2 separate regions of the Homo sapiens genome follow, and region 1 is linked to region 2. A link is a loop called in an ENCODE intact Hi-C map of the cell type or tissue named here. Cell type or tissue: mesothelial cell of epicardium. All regions are shown on one strand. Links, peaks and the distances in the headings refer to the core of each region. The heading gives the core; the rest is flanking DNA.

What was found. Peaks named below come from ENCODE experiments on the same cell type or tissue, not always from the same donor. Only the 100,000 strongest peaks of a DNase experiment are listed, where the experiment ranks them.
Region 1: it touches region 2 in a loop (6-fold over the local background); 2 of 110 quality-filtered maps call a loop at or near these places.

Annotation. Positions count from the first base shown.
Region 1 is chr7:67,741,400-67,749,823 of GRCh38, reverse strand. No RefSeq gene overlaps it. Among named protein-coding and RNA genes, the nearest start is that of LINC01372, 410 kb to the right of the region's middle. In mesothelial cell of epicardium, for the core only: no CTCF peak of the experiment used is centred there; no DNase peak of the experiment used is centred there.
Region 2 is chr7:67,819,300-67,827,723 of GRCh38, reverse strand. No RefSeq gene overlaps it. Among named protein-coding and RNA genes, the nearest start is that of LINC01372, 490 kb to the right of the region's middle. In mesothelial cell of epicardium, for the core only: no CTCF peak of the experiment used is centred there; a DNase peak (open chromatin) is centred at 4,193.

The sequences.
Region 1 (8,424 bases), core at 355-8,354, 78 kb after region 2:
TGGGGCGTGGAGGGGTGATCTAAGCATTAGGACATTTTTCAAGCTCTCCAGGCTATTCTAATACATTCTCTTCGATACAGTTTGGATGTGTGTCCCTACCCAAATCTCATGTTGAAATCAAATCCCCAATGTTGGAGGTTGGGGCCTGGTGGGAGGTGATTGGATCATGGGGGTAGATTTCTCATAAAGAGTTCAGCATCATCTCCCGTGGTACTGTCCAAGCAATAATGAGTGAGTTCTTGTGAGATCTGGTCATTTAAAAGTGTATAGCCCCTCCTTGCTCTGTTCTTGCTCCCCCTCTCACCATGTGGCATGCCTGCTCCCCCTTCACCTCCGCCATGACTATAAGCTTCCTGAGGCCTCCCCAGAAGCTGAGCACATGCCAGCTTCTCGCTTCCTGTAAAGGCTGCAGAACCATGAGCCAAGTAAACCTCTTTACAAATTATCCAGTCTCAGGTATTTCTTTATAGCAATGCAAGAATGGCCTAGCAACTGTTCTAATCTGTTCAGGCTTGAGAACTGCAGGCCTTGGGATGTACCCAGGCTTTTCTTCCACCCAGGTCTCTGCGGCCAGCTGCTTAGGCCTGCCTGTCCCTTTCACCATCGCTGTGCATGCATCTTCTCTGCATAAAGGCCCTTCCTCATTGCAATGCTTCTGCCAGCCCCATCGTTTCTACATGGTGTTGCTCTGCAGGAGCAAGGCAATAATACACTTGCTATCATTAGGTTCAGGAGCTCTCCGGCTCTGCTTCATAACCTTGAAGAAAGGAGGCAGTCATACCCTTACCTCAAAAGGTCTGTTCAAGTCTCATTTGAACAAGCTCCCAGCCAGGCACAGTGGCTCACGCCTGTAATCCTAGCACTTTGGGAGGCTGAGGTGTGTGGATCATTTGAGGTCAGGAGTTAGAGACCAGCTTGGCCAACATGGTGAAACACTGTCTCTACTAAAAATACAAAAATTAGATGGGGTTCATGGTGTGCACCTGTAATCCCACCCACTTAGGAGGCTGAGGCAGGAGAATCGCTTGTATCTGGGAGGCAGAGGTTGCGGTGAGCCAAAATCACGCTGCTACACTCTAGCCTGGGTGACTCCATCTCAAACAACACCACCACCACCACCAAAAAAAAAAAAAAAAAGAACAAGCTCCCCATGTGCCAGCCTGAGAATCACTGGTAGTGTTTCAGAACATTTAATTACAAGTCAACTGTCCTGGGTTCAAATCCCAACACTTTCAACCTCCCAGCTTTGTAACTTTGGGCAACTCAACCAAATCTTTCTAAGCCTCAATTCTTTATTAAATTAGAATATATTAGTTAGCTTGTTTGTTTGTTTGTTTGTTTGTGACAGAGTCTCTCTCTCTCACCAGGCTGGAGTGCAGTGGTGCGATCTCGGCTCACTGCAACCTCTGCCTCCCAGGTTCAAGCGATTCTCCTGCCTAAGCCTCCCTAGTGACTGGGATTACAGGCACCCACCACCACTGTTTGGACGTGGCTGTCTGAGCCAGAGGCTGGAGCATGATGCAAACCCCTCTGCTCTCTCTCTGTTACTAAGAATGACCACCATTCACTATTTTTTTTTTTTGAGACAGAATCTTACTCTGTTGCCCAGGCTGGAGTGCTGTAGTGTGATCTCAGCTCACTGCAACCTCCGCCTCCTGGGTTCAAGAGATTCTAGTGCCTCAGCCTCCCAAGTAGCTGGGATTACAGGTGCGTGCCACCACATCTGGCTAATTTTTGTATTTTTAGTAGAGACAGGTTTCTCCATATTGGTTAGGCTGATCTCGAACTCCTGACCTCATGATCCACCTGCCTTGGCGTCCCAAAGTGCTGGGATTACAGGTGTGAGCCATCGTGCCCAGCGAGAATATATTTTCCTATTGTCATATGTCACAAATCACCACACACTTTGAAGCTTAAGACAACATCCATTTATTGCCTCGCAGCCCTGTAGATCAGAAGTCCAGATAGTGTGGCTGGCCTCTCTGCCTGGGAGATCAATCTCACAGAGCCAACATCAAGGGGTTGACAGCTGTACCATCATCTGGAGCTCTAGATCCTCATCCAAGCTCATTTAGATTGTTGACAAATTTAGTTCCTGGCCACTGTAGCACTGAGGTCCCTGTCTTCCTCCCAGCTCCCAGCCAGGAGTCTCTCTCAGCTGCAAGAGGATGCTCTCAGATTCTTGCCATGTGCCCTGCCCCGTCTTCAAAGCCAGCAGAAGAATTTTCCTCATGTCCACCTCGTCTCACACTTTGCATTTATGAATTCCCCAGTCTGACATCTAGACCCAAATGTTTATGTTTAAACAAAAATGCTTGAGGTAGGCACAGTGGCTCATGCCTGTAGTCTAAGCACTTTTGGGAGGCTGAGGTGGAAGGATCGCTTGAGCCTAGCAATTCAAGACCAGCCTGGGCAACACGTTGAAACCCCAGGCGTAGTGGTGTGTGCTTGCGATCCCAGATACTCAGGAGGCTGAGGTAGGAGGATCGCTTGAGCCCAGGCATTGGAGGCTGCAGTGAGCCAAGATCACACAACTGCCCACCAGCCTGAGCAACAGAGCAAGACCCCCATCTCAAAAACAAACAAACAAATGAAATGTGCTCATGTGATTAGGTTAGATCCACCCTGATAAGCTCACTTCCTTAAAGTCTACTGTGCCATAAACACATCTAATCATGGAAATAAAATCCATCATACTCACACTCCCAAATATTATACAGGGGGATGTACAGAAGGGAGCAGGGATCTTGGGGCGATCTTAGAATTTTGCTTGCACCAGGGGATCATAACGCTTAGCTTGCAGGATTGTAGTGGGAAATAAGACCCTGCATGCCAAGCCCTAAGCACAATACCTGTCACATGGAAAGCACTTGATATATTCAATGTTGCTTTTCTTGGCAGCCCTGTGAATCCAAGATGTCCTGATCCCTAGAATTCCTTTTCAGAGACAGCCTTTGTGGGCCTTCTCCAGCTGAAATCCTCCCTCTTCCTACAACAGATCTCAGCCCTTCTCCCACCACATTCCATTCTGCCATGTTACAAGGGACACGGACGTGCAGGACGCACCAATGGATGGAACATCCACTTTGGAAGCGCAGAATGTTTCTCCTGGAAAGCCCAAACAGAAATGCCTGCCGGTCTCCTCTGAAATCAGCACCATGCTTGTTGTGGAGATTATGTTGATAGATCAGGAGAACTCCCCCTGACGCCTTCAGAAGCTCAATGTGAATACTGGAGCTGTCAGTTTTAATAACACACTACAATCCTGCTCTTTAAAAAAAAAAAGAAAAACCAGCTTCTAAAGGCAGATAAAGAGAAGCTAATTGAAGTCATCACATGCAATCTTCTCTAAGTAGCAGCTACAACATCAATATTTAGTAAAAAACAAAAAAAAACCCCTGTTTTCTTGTATTCCCCTCCCCCTCAATTATTTACAGGAAAACAGAGAAATGTCTGCTACTTCCGGCTTGATGAAGTTTGTTTTCTTGTTTTTGTTTTTTTTTCAAAAAAAAAAAAAAAAAAACTCCAGCCTGGCGACAGAGTGAGACTCCATCTCAAAAACAAACAAACAAACAAACAAAAATACAGATGATGTTGAGATTTTCAGGGAATGACAGAGAAATATGTGGGAGGAAGAATAGCATCAGGAAGAATAGCTAATGGATGCTGGGCTTAATACATAGGTGATGAGATGATCTTTGCAGCAAACCACTGTAGCACACGTTTACCTATGGAACAAACCTGCACATTCTGCCCATGGGCCCCTGAACTTAAAATAAAAGTTGGAAATTTTAAAAAATAGGAAAATGTACCTCATTCTCCATTTGTCATTTGAGAAAATGCAATCTGATGTATTCACTGATGTTATATAGTAAAGCAATAATAATAAAATATCTTTTCATATTATAAAAATAAAGAGGGGCTGGCTACATTGGTCAGCTGGTTAAAAATGTAGCCTGCTCTCCTTTCCCCCTCGAAGGTTCGTCTTTAGGGATTTTCTCTCCTAAAAGTTCATGTCTGTAAGCCTGAAGCAAAACAAGGGGCAATGTGAATCTAGCAAATGCCCGCATTATATATTTCAAAGAGAATTGTCTGCCTCTGATCATTCAACGGGAACATGGAAAAGGTAGAACATTCCTTTTAGATGGTAGCAGGGAGATGATGGCCCAGTATCACAGCAGTCACTGTGAGTCCCCTGTGCCCTGATGAAGGACCTTCTGAGCATGTCTGGAAGTTATCAGGTGCACAGCCCTGCAGCCCTGGAGCACCAGATTAAAGAACAGACCTCTCACTTTGGGAGGCCGAAGCAGGCAGATCACTTGACGTCAGGAGTTTGAGACCAGCCTGGCCAATATGGCGAAATCCCTTCTCTACTAAAAATACAAAAAATTAGCAGGGCGTGGTGGCAGACACCTGTAGTCCCAGCTACTTGGGAGGCTAAGGCAGGAGAATCGCTTGAACCTGGGAGGCAGAGGTTGCAGTGAGCCAAGATTGCAACACTGCACTCCAGCCTGGGTGACAGAGTGAGACTCCATCTCAAAAAAAACCCAAAAAACAAGCAAATAAAAAAACAGAACAGAGCTCTCTGCTCACTGAAGATTTTCTTCTTCAGCTGAGCCAGCAGCTTCAAGAGCTGCATGCAGGAAACCAGGAGGAAAGAAGGAAGTTCACAGGTCAAGCCAACAGAAGGAACTTGCCAGTCACTGTCCAAGCATGCTTACCTGGAGTCTCTGAGCCTGGCAGCTCCCCCGCAGTGAAAGCCTTCGTTTGGATGGAGAAAACCAGTCAGAGCCAAAGGCTTGAATTGAACCAGAAATGAGAACCTGGCATCCTTTGAAGTTCATTTACTCTCCAAAGAGGTAAATCAAGAGGAAGGTTAGGGCCTCGCAGAATGATATAACAACATTACCAGAAACAAACAAATAAACAAAAATCAATCAGAAAGCCAGCCTATAAAGCCTCATCTTTGAAGATGTCTCAAACGCATGGCATTGCGCCCATTTTCCATGATGACCCGGAACTACATGCTAATTGAAAGAACACCCACGAAGTGGATCACCATAAAGCAACAACCCTTCTCTCCTGGTAATTATGTGACCAAATTATGAAGCCCTCTGAGCCAACACATTCCAGCTTTTATGATGCAGTTAAAACCTGTTGCTGCCTGCAGGAGGGAGGAAGAAAGGGACCCTGGGCCAACATCTCCCGGCTCCCATCTGAAAGGGATGTCCTTCTCCCTTTTCCACGTTCCCTTTGAATGATCAGAGGCAGGCAACTCTCTTGGACACGTATATTGCAGGCGTTTGGTGGATTCACGTTGCCACTTGTTTTGCTGCAGGCTTATACAGATGAACCTTTGGGAGAGAAAACCCCTAGTTACAGGTTTTCTTTCTTATGTTCATTCAACATTTACAATATAGAATGTGTCTGGTTCTGGTGTGAGTTATTCCATATTTATGGATATATTTAGATCCCCAACATCTATAAGCTGAGGTCACATTTCCATTAATAATAATGGTGCAGAGCTCTATCTGCCCATGCAGGGACTTAGGGGCCCTTTGAGAACCCCTGAGTGTGGTTTTCTTTCTTTTTTTTTTTTTTGACGGAGTCTCGCTCTGTCTCTCAGGCTGGAGTGCAGTGGCATGATCTCAGCTCACTGCAAGCTCCGCCTTCCGGGTTCACGCCATTCTCTTGTCTCAGCCTCCCGAGGAGCTGGGATTACAGGTGTCTGCCACCACACCCAGCTAATTATTTTGTTTTTTTTTTTAGTAGAGACAGGGTTTCACTATATTAGCCAGGATGGTCTCGATCTCCTGACCTCGTGATCCGCCCACCTCGGCCTCCTAAAGTGCTGAGACTACAGGTGTTAGCTACTGCGCCTGGCCGAGAACCCCCTGAGTGTTCTTGAGAGACCCATGATGAGGGGAGGGAGGCTGTTCAGGTTCTTCTACCCAGATGTCTGCATCAGGCACTCCTTTCTGCTGCCTCTACTGAGAAAGCCTCCTTGAGAAGGTCTCATGGTACCAGCTCCAGTTTTCCCAAGACTAGAATCCAAGAACAGCTGCCTTGATAACTGCAAACCTCACTCTGTCATTTGGCCTCTGAAGCAGAATGACTCACCTAGAATCTCACACAACCCCTCATGAAAGCTGTTCTCAGCTTCTAGGTCCCATGGATAGGCATGAGTCAAGCCTCTCCCATCCATCCCTCTCCACCCCATCCCCGTACCTAAAATCTCCTATGTCTTTTCATGAGAAAACATGATTATTTGAGTATAAATACAGCTCAAACCCTGCTTACAGATGCAACAGTTCTCTGCAGGACAAAACCTAGAGCAGTGTCCCTCCCATTATGACACCTGCACACCTTTCCCAATCACCTAGAGCAGCTGAGGTCCAAAGAAGCCACATGGTCTCAAGCCTCTGTATGCCCCAAAAAGGTTTTATGCTGCATCTATACCTAACCTAAAGCCACTTCTTTTTGTTTTGGGGTTTTTGTTTGTTTGTTTTGAGACGGAGTCTTGCTCTGTCACCCAGGCTGGAGTGCAGCGGCACAATCTCGGCTCACTGCAACCTCTGCCTCCCAGGTTCAAGAGATTCTCGTGCCTCAGCATCCCAAGTCACTGGGATTACAGGTGCACACCACCACACCCGGCTAATTTTTGTATTTTTAGTAGAGAGAGGGTTTCACCATGTTGACCAGGCTGGTCTGGAGCTCCTGACCTCAAGTGATCCACCCTCCTCAGCCTCCCAAAGAGCTGGGATTACAGGTGTGAGCCACCGCACCTGGCCTAAAGCCACACATTGATGGGTTTGCTTGAGCAAAGGATCGTCTAGACCCAAAAGATAATGGAAGACACCTTTGGAAAAATCAATCATGAAGTCAGTACTCCTCCAATTTTAAGATATACCTGTCTAGCTCTCAGATGTGCCTGTTGCTTCCATGTGTTGGTTTCAGTCTTAAGCTTCACTTAATGGCAAGATGTCAGCCAAAGCTCCACGATCATGTCCTCCTAGGGTCAGGCCCATGAATGAGAGTATGTCTCTGCTCCCATCTCATTCACTCTGACTGGATTCCAGGACTTTCAATGTGTCAATCACTATGGCCAGGAAAATGCAATACTCCAATTATGCAAGCCTTGGTCACATGCCTGTGCTGAAATGAATGTGCACTCAGTTGCACCTGAAGAACATGGGCTAACAGTGGTAGACAGAATTTTTTTAGTGGAAAACTAAGGTACCATTACCCAGAAAAAGTGAGTAGAGTCTGGACAACCATGAAAACAAAACATGACAAAACAAAACAGATGTCTGCTATAGCTTTATTGCTTCCTATGTTTCTAACCTTCATCTTCTCCCATCCATCCTGTACCAGGGCTTACACACTATAGCTCTCAGGCCAAATCCAGCCTGTAGCCTATTTTTTATAAATAAAGCTTTATTGAAACACAGCCACACTCATTCATTTACATATTGTCTATGGCTGCTTTCATGCTATAACAGCGTAGAAGAGGAGGTGTGACAGAGACTGTGTATATTAGTCTGTTCTCACACTGCTATAAAGAACTAATTGAAACTGGGTAACTTATGAAGAAAAGAGGTTTCATTGACTCACAGTTCTGCAGGCTGTACAGTAAGCATGGCTGAGAGGCCTCAGGAAACTTACCATCATGGCGGAAGGTGAAGGGGAAGCAGGCACATCTTCACATGGTGACAGGAGAGAGAGAGGAAAGGGACAAGTGCTACACACTTTCAAACAACCAGATATCATGAGAACTCACTCACTATCACTAGAAGAGAAAAGAGGAAATCCGCTCCCATGATGCAGTCATCTCCCACCAGGTCCCTCCCCCAACTTTGGAAACTACAATTGGACATGAGATTTGGGCAGGGACACAGAGCAAACCATATCAGACCATATGCCTGGAAAGGTGAAAACATTTACAATGGGACCCTTGACAAAAAAAAAAAAAAAAACTCTTGCTGACCCTTGAGCCTTGCTCTAAGTGACCATCAGAATTCTTTGTTATATAATTCTGTCACTGCTGTCCTTTAAAATCTTCAACGGTTTTCCATTTGCTACAAGATAAACTCTAAATTCCTTGGGATAGCAGCATTCCTGTTGACAGTGAAAACTGTGCTTTGATCTCTACTTCAGTCACAGGAGTAGCAGCAAATCCCATGAGCTGCTCTTGGGAATTTGTGTGATTCCAGTGACAAGCAAGTAAATAAGTCTCTTGAGTATCAAATCTAACCTCCTTGGGGTCAACCAGTTAAGTGCCATTGTCCAATAAGAAAGGTAGAAATAGTCTGGCTGAGATGGCTCATGCCTGTAATCCCAATGCTCTGGGAAGCCGAGGCAGGAGGATTGCTTGACACTAGGAGTTTGAGACCAGGCTGGGCAACATAGCAAGACCACATCTCT
Region 2 (8,424 bases), core at 268-8,267:
TCATTCAGCTTGTCCATAAGGAATAAAAGATGACCCAAGAAGAAATGATCTTAAGAAGAAAAAGGACCAATAAAGACCCTCTGCTTGACCAGACTTTATTTAGGCTCCTCTGAACACTTGTCTTACCCTTCAACTTGACCTTGACCTTGACCTTGGGCTTCCATGTCTGTCTCACCTTGAAGGGCCGTCATCACCCGGTCTTAGCAAGTATATTGCCGGCAGTGAATCCACAGGGGTCTGTAGCAACCTCAATTCCTGCCTCCTCAGGAGAAAGAATTCGACTGAGGGGCCACAAGGCAGAAGGAGAGACAGAGGCAAGTTTTAAAACAGGAGTGAAAGTGTATTAAAAACTTTAGGACCAGGCGCAGTGGCTCACACCTGTGATCCCAGCACTTTGGGAGGCTGAGGGGGGCAGATCACCTGAGGTCGGGAGTCCGAGACCAGCCTGACCAACTTGGAGAAACCCCGTCTCTACTAAAAATACAAAATTACCCAAGCGTGGTGGTGTATGCCTGTAATCCCAGCTACTTGGGAGGCTGAGGCAGGAGAATCACTTGAACCTGGGAGGCAGAGGTTGCAGTGAGCCAAGATCATGCCATTGCACTCCAGCCTGGGCAACAAGAGTGAAACTCCATCTCAAAAAAAAAAAAAAAAAAAAAAAAAAAAAAAAAAAACTGTAGAACAGGAATGAAAGGATGAAAAGTGCACTTGGAAGAAGGTCAAGCGGACAACTTGAAAGACAAGGGTGCAGTTGGACCTTTTGACTTGGGATTTTATATGTTGGCATACTTCCAGAGTCTCGCATCCCTTCTCCCCTGATTCCTTCCTTTGAGTGAGCTGTGTGCATGTGCAATTGCCTGTTAGCGCTTGGGAGGTGAGCATGCACAGTGTGTTTACTGGGGTTGCACACATGCTCACTTTAGGTGGTCTTAGAGGATGGCCATAGACCAGTTAAACTCCGCCATTTTGCCTCTGAGTGCACATGCTTGAGCCAAGTTGCCCAATTCCTGAGATCTTACTGGGAAGTGCTGATCACCAGTTTCAGGTTTTTCTGCCATATTGGGTAGTCCACAGGTCACTAGACCTGCTCTTTGCAGGGTATTTTAGCTTTGGCATTTTTCCATTGAACACTAATTTTGGCAGGATGTTCATTTTATGGGCATATGTGCCACACTAACAAAACAAAACAAGCAAACAAAAAACCATGTGGAAGGGTAGAGTATTAATTTCTTGTGGCTGCTGTTATTAAGGAAAAAATTACTCTGATACTTCCTTTATTCAAGACTATTGCAATAGGGATCAGGCTCATCTTTGAATACAATAAGGACAAGTGGGGATTTGTAGCCAAGGAGCACTGCCTTTCTCTGGCACTGGCTATGACCACTAATTATTTTAGAGAGACAGCTTAACAACTACCTGCCCATTACCTGGTGGTCACCTGACATTCCTGGTTGGGGTCAGGGGTGCCCTCTTCTGCCCTGCTCATGTCTGTCTGGCTATGTACTGTAAAAAGAATGCTGCTAAGTCAGGTTAACAGGAATCTCCCCACCCTTTATATCTAATCACCCTTCATATCTCATCAAGTTGCCCATCCTCCACCTTTGACATGTGAGTCCTCATCAATAATGAGCATCTCCAAGGTGGGTAGACAGCTAAAGCCAAGGGGAAAAGCACTGTCTTCCAGTTCTAGGGTCACAGCTGTAAGGTGGTTTTAAAAGGACTACAATCGGTCCGGTGTGATGGCTCACTCCTGTAATCCCAGCACTTTGGGAGGCCGAGGCAGGCAGATCATGAGGTCAAGAGATAGAGGCCATCGTGGCCAACATGGTGAAACCCCATCTCTACTAAAACACAAATCCTGTCAGTCAGTTTAACAAAAATCCCCTACCCTTGTGAATCCTCTTAGTAGTTTTCCAACCACGAACACTGTCACTCTGCTCCTTGGCTCAAAATCCCCACCTCTCTTTGTTGTATTCAGAGATATGCCTAATCCCTACTGCAATAGTCTTGAATAAAGTCTTCCTTCCCATTTTCACAAGTATCAGAGCAACTTTTTTCTTTAATAACAGCAGCCACAGGAAATTAATACACTATCCCTCCATATGGTTCTTTGCTAGCTTGTTTTGTTTTGTTAGTGTAGCACATATGCCCATAAAAAGAACATCCTGCCAAATTTTGTGTTCAATGGAACAACGCCATAGGCTAAAATATCCTGCAAAGAGCAGGTCTAGTGAGCTGTGGACTATCAAATATGGCAAGCAATGGAGATGCACATTTTATACCCTTTGAAAAGTAACAAATTCAATGTTGTTCAGCCTTGAGTGCCCTTTTAGAAAGAAAAAGTGACTCTGCTGGAAGCATAGATCTAACTGGCATTTCCCAGAAGGTGGAAGGAAAAGCCCAGTGGTGCCCCACGTAAAGTCTCATATGGGCTCCGCTCCACAGTCATAAACTGTAAACCCAGGAACTCTGTTGTAAGAATTTTGTCAGCATTGTAAAATCTCCTTGTAAAGTTACTTTTGTAATTCTTGAGTGTTTTTCCATGATAATCAGTCTTAAAACATTGACATTAACAGAAGGGCTTTTATTCTGTCTTCAGTGACGTCAAGGATGTGGGGAGCTTAGGAGCTTCCTTTTCACCAGACATGGAGGAAAAGGAAGCTCTGGGAGTGAACAGTACAGCGACCACTAAGACTGAGACCTGTGGACAAGGACAAAAAGGAGGCGCAAAGCGTGGCTCTAGCTCAAAAGAAGACTTATGAGTCTTCTTTTCAAGAAACAATGAGACACAATCAAGAAACCTTTTCTTCAATCTCAAACATCAACAGTGAGCATCTCCAAGGTGGGTAGACAGCTAAAGGCAAGGGGAAAAGCAGTTTCTCCCAGTTCTAGGGTCACAACTGTAAGGTGGTTTAGAAAGGACTACCATCTGCTGGGCACAGTGGCTCACGCCTGTAATCCCAGCACTTTAGGAGGCCAAGGCAGGCGGATCACTAGGTCAAGAGATTGAGACCATCCTGGCCAACATGGTGAAACCCCGTCTCTACTAAAAATACAAAAATCAACTGGGCCTGGTGGTGCATGCCTGTAGTCCCAGCTACTCGGGAGGCTGAGGCAGGAGAATCACTTGAACCTGGAAGGTGGAGGTTGCAGTGAGCCGAGATCACTCCACTGCACTCCAGCCTGGAGACCGAGCAAGACTCCATCTCAAAAAAAGAAAAAAAAAGATTACAATCAATACATATAGGTGCCTGCAAAGTGCATAATTCCAAGTCAATGTTTTTTATTTTATTTTGTAGTCAACAAGGATGATGGATGGTTATTATGCTAGTGTATTAGTCTGTTCTCACACTGCTAATAAAAGCATACCCGAGACTGGGTAATTCATAAAGGAAAGAGGTTTAATGGGCTCACAGTTCTGCCTGGCTGGGGAGGCCTCACAATCATGGTGGAAAGCAAAGGAGAAGCAAAGGCACATCTTACATGGCAGCAGGCAAGAGAGTGTGTGCAGGGGAACTCCCATTGATAAAACCATCAGATCTCATGAGACTTATTCACTATCACGAGAACAGTATGGGGGAAACCACTCCCATGATTTAATTATCTCCACCTGGCCCCATCCTTGACATATGGCAATCATTACAATTCAAGGTGAGATGTGGGTGGGGACACAGCCAAACCATAGCAGCTAGAGAAAAAGGTACGTGGGATATGAGAGAAAGAGGAGACCCTGCCTTTACCTGGAGTAAATGAATGCTCAGGTAGGGGACAAGGTCTTAAAGATGATGATAAGGTGATCTGATTGTGGCAAAATGCAGTTCACATTTCCCTTGCTTCATTATTGTCTTCTTCTGCTCATCCCAATGTGCTGTGAGTGTGTCTTCTAACTAGCATGTCCTAGATTACTGGACTAGGACCTCACTGACAAGTCTCCAAGAAGAGAAGCTGTAAGGCTGATATCCCTGAACTTCCCCTCCCCTTTTGTCTTCCCTGCCCTCCACAGGACCTTCCCAAACAGGTCTGCAAAGGGCAGCACACTGTCAGATGGGTAGTGGGGCCGTAAGAGCTGATAAACCAGCATGTATATATTTGCATGATCCACCCCTCATCTCTGTGAATCAGTTATGATGTCTTTGGCAGAACATAACAGATAAGGCTGACTCAAGCTGCCTTAAACAACAAGGAAATTGGCTGGGTGCCATGGCTCGTGCCTGTAATCCCAGCACTTTGGGAGGCCAAGGCAGGCAGAGGGCTTGAGGCCAGGAATTCAAGACCAGCCCAGGCAACACAGCAAGACCCCATCGCTACAAAAATAAAATAAAATAAAATATTAGCTGGACATGGTCGTGCATGCCTGTAGTCCCAGCTACTCAGGAGGCTGAGATGGGAGGATCACTTGAACCCAGGAGTTTGAGGCTGCAGTCAGCTATGATCACACTACTGTACTCCAGTCTGGGTGACAGAGCAAGACTCAGCCTCAAAAAATATACATATACACATAAATGAGGAAATGCATTATCACAGTCAAAAGTAAATTTAAAGGTATGACCAGTGGCTTAATAATGTAATGAAGAACGCAGGTCCCTTCCATCTCTTCTCTCTGCTGTCTTCAGTATTCACATCTTCCTTGTTTTTTTTGTTTGTTTGTTTGTTTGTTTGTTTGTTTTTTTGAGACAGAGTTTCACTCTTGTTGCCCAGGCTGGAGTGCAATGGCTCAATCTCTGCTCACTGCAACCTCTGCCTCTCAGGTTCGAGCCATTCTCCTGCCTCAGCCTCCAAAGTAGCTGGGATTGCAGGCATATGCCACCACACCTGGCTAATTTTTTTGGTATTTAGTAGAGATGGGGTTTCCCCATGTTGGTCAGGCTGGTCTCAAACTCCTGACCTCAGGTGATCCACCCGCCTTGACCTCCCAAAGTGCTAGGATTACAGGTGTGAGCCATTGCCCCCAGCCGGTGTTCACATCTTTCTAAGGCCAGGCAGGACAGACTGGGTGGGGTGGGGTGGAATGGGGTGGAGCCTTCCCATGGGGGCTGCATACATGAAGCCCCATCCCAGGTCTGGGCAGCAGTGAACCCCTGAGAGTTTTTGAAAGCTGCAGTCCAAGGGTTAGCGATGAAAGCCTTACCCAGATGGAAGCCAAATTTGAAAATGAACCCCCTGATCTAAAGGTATCAGGTAAAGGTCTGTTTATCCCTACAGGCCAGTGAGGTCTACAGCCAAGTTAATACCATCAAGTGAGGAATAAAGGAAGCACAGGTGAGGCCTTATCAGGATGTTAAGGAAATTTAAATCATGATTTCTGGGCTTCAGGAAAAGTTGCTACCAAACCTGGAGGGTGCTTAAGAGAATGAAATACTGCTTGGCTGGTGTCGTGGGGCAATGCCAGGGAAATTGACTCTAATTTTTTGGTAGTTCTTTATTTGTTTCTCTGTCTTGAAAAAAAAAAACAAAAATGCCATGTCCTTTTGTCCTACCCCTGATGAATTGTGAGCAAAATAATGGCTACCCTGTTTTCTCTACAAATAGATGCTTCAGCTGGATCTCTCTTAATGACGACAGGCTTCTCACGTCAGAAGCAAGTGAGCCACAAAGGTCTCCAGTCTCTTGTCTCCTCCACCACGCAGTCAGCGTCCAGTGAGCAAAGCATCCAGCTGTATCCTTTGCCAAAAGCTGGACTCATCTGCGTCTTGTCTACATTGTGTCTCTCCTCTTGGTTTACTGAGCTCTCAAATTCTGCATTTATGTCCTATTCCTGGGCATAGGAATATGGGCACTTGTCTCTAGACAGGATGAAAATTTGACATCTTTTGACCCACTTAGGTATGCAGTGGCTCACACCTGTAACCCCAGCACTTTGGGAGGCCAAGGCAGGCACATCACTTGAGGTTAGGAGTTCAAGACCAGCTTGGCCAACATGGTGAAACCCTGTCTCTACTAAAAAAAAAAAAAAAAAAAAAATCAGTTGGGCATGGTGGTGGGCTCCTGTAGTCCCAGCTACTCGGGAGGCTGAGGCCGAAGAATCGCTTGAACCCGGGAGGTGGAAGCTGCAGTGGGCCAAGATTACACCACTGAACTCCAGGCTGGGTGACAGAGTGAGACTCCATCTCAAAAAAAAAAAAAAAAAAAAAAAAAGGATATGCAGGAAAGAAGTCCTAACCAACTTTGTGACTTCTCTTTGTGACTTAAAAAAATAAAAAGTTACTAAGATTGTCTAGGCTTGTCTAGGCTGTACCGACAGAGAGGATGCATCCGTCAGCCCCTCAGATGTGCCCCTCTTCTGAAATGGTGTTTAGCAGAGATGCTGGAACATGTTTGACTCACCCAGGATGTTGTGTAGAATCAGCCGGATGACACATGCTTTTTTGGTGAGTGTTTTGTTCCCTTCTGAAAATAGACACTGGCTTTTAAAAAGCCCCAAAGTCCTTCTTCTTGGCTCCAACCCCATCCCCCACAGTTCCCACCTGCCTCCTTAAGCAGTCACTCTCAGCCTTTAAAAACAGAAACCGCGCTGGGAGCCGTGGCCCATGCTGTAGTCCCAGCACTTCGGGAGGCAGAGGCAGGAGATGGCTTGAGGCCAGGAGTTTGGGCCCAGCCTGGGGAACATAGTAAGACCCCAACTCTGCAAAAAAAATTATTAAAATTTAGCTGGGTATAGTGGTGCGTGCCTGTAGTCCCAGCTACTTGGGAGGCTAAGGCAGGAGGATCACTGTAGCCCAGGAGTTCCAGGCTGAAATGAGCTATGACTGTGCCACTATGCTCCAGCCTGGGGGACAGAAACCCCAGGCTGAAACCCCCAACTCTAAAAAAGCAATCCAGAAACCAAGAGCATAATGATCAACTCCTGGTTGCAGTAGATCCTTGGGAGGCTGAGGTGGGTGGATCACTTGAGGTCAGGAGTTTGAAACCAGCCTGGCCAACATGGTAAAACCCCACTCAACTAAAAATACAAAAATTAGCCAGGCTTGCTGACGGGCGCCTGTAATCCCAGTTACTCCGGAGGCTGAGGCAGGAGAATCGCTTGAACCTGGGAGGCAGAGGTTGCAGTGAGCATAGATCATGCCACTGAACTCCAGCCTGGGCAACAGAGTGAGACTCCATCTCACAAAACAAAAAAAGAAGTAGATCCTAATTTTTTCAAGATTAAGTGTTTCAAATACCTTCCTGAATGCTAGAGATTACGGAAGCATAATTGAAAAAATGAGAAGGTATATACTAGTTTTTAAAAGTAAACAAGTTTTGGGGGGATAATGTTTCAAAAGTTATCATATCTTTCATTTGTCCACTTCCAGCACTGTGTGATTGAGAAAAAGTCGTCATCCCTTGTATGTTGTCCCCATAGTTGACATTTCTGGGCATTGGTCTTCCTATACCTGGTAGATTGCACCCCACCCCACCCCACCATGCCTGCACTTCTCAACATTTGACTCCAGAGAGAGTAGAAATGATATGCACCCTCAGTTGCAGGGAAGAACAATTTTATGCAACAACTGAGATGAAGCTGCGTGCTTGGACCGGATGCATGAAACATTGCAGGTGCTAATAAGTAGTTTGAAAATCTCACATTTAGGACTCCCTTCAGGCCCTAGATAAGAAGCCAGCCTTACTACAGGGACCAACAAAGTTGGACCAGGGGACTATCTACAGAACCATGCGTAGACCATCTGGATCCAGTATCCAAGGGAAACCAGAAGGTGGTTAAAACCATCCTCAAAGCATCGGCCAGAGATGAGCAAAGACAAGGAGGTGAGCTTGTTTGGCACCAATTATGTGACTAATGACAGGAAAGTGGGCACAAGAGCTAAAGCAGAATGTGTCAAGAGGTGAGGGAATATTGATGTTTGAATTGTGCCCCCCCAAAAAAACTGTTGTATTGAGATCCCAACTCCCACCAAATTTGAAAATGAACTGTTTTATTGAGATCCCAACTCCCACCAAATTTGAAAATGAACCCCCTGAGCTGAAGGGATTAGGTGAAGGTTTGTTTATTCCTAAGTGACCAGTGAGATCTACAGTCGAGTTGATACCATAAAGCAAGGAATGAAGGAAGCACAGATGAGGCCATATCAGGATGTTAAGAAAATTTAAATCATGATGTCTGGGCTTCATGAAAAATGCTACCAAACCTGGAGTGTGCTCAGAAGGAAATACTGCTTGGATGGTATTATGGGGCAATGCCAAGAAAATTGACTCTAAGTTTTCTGTACTCCTTTATTCACTTCTCTGCCTTGCAAAAAAAAAAAAAAAAAAAAAAAAAACAAAGGCATGTCCCTTTTGTCCTATCCCTCATGAGTTGTGAGCAAAATGATGGTTATCCTGTTTTCTCTACAAATAAATGCTTCAGCTGGATCTCTGTTACTGATGACGAGCTCCCAGTACCTATGAATATATGACCTTATTTTGAGGTAGGATTTTACAGAAGTA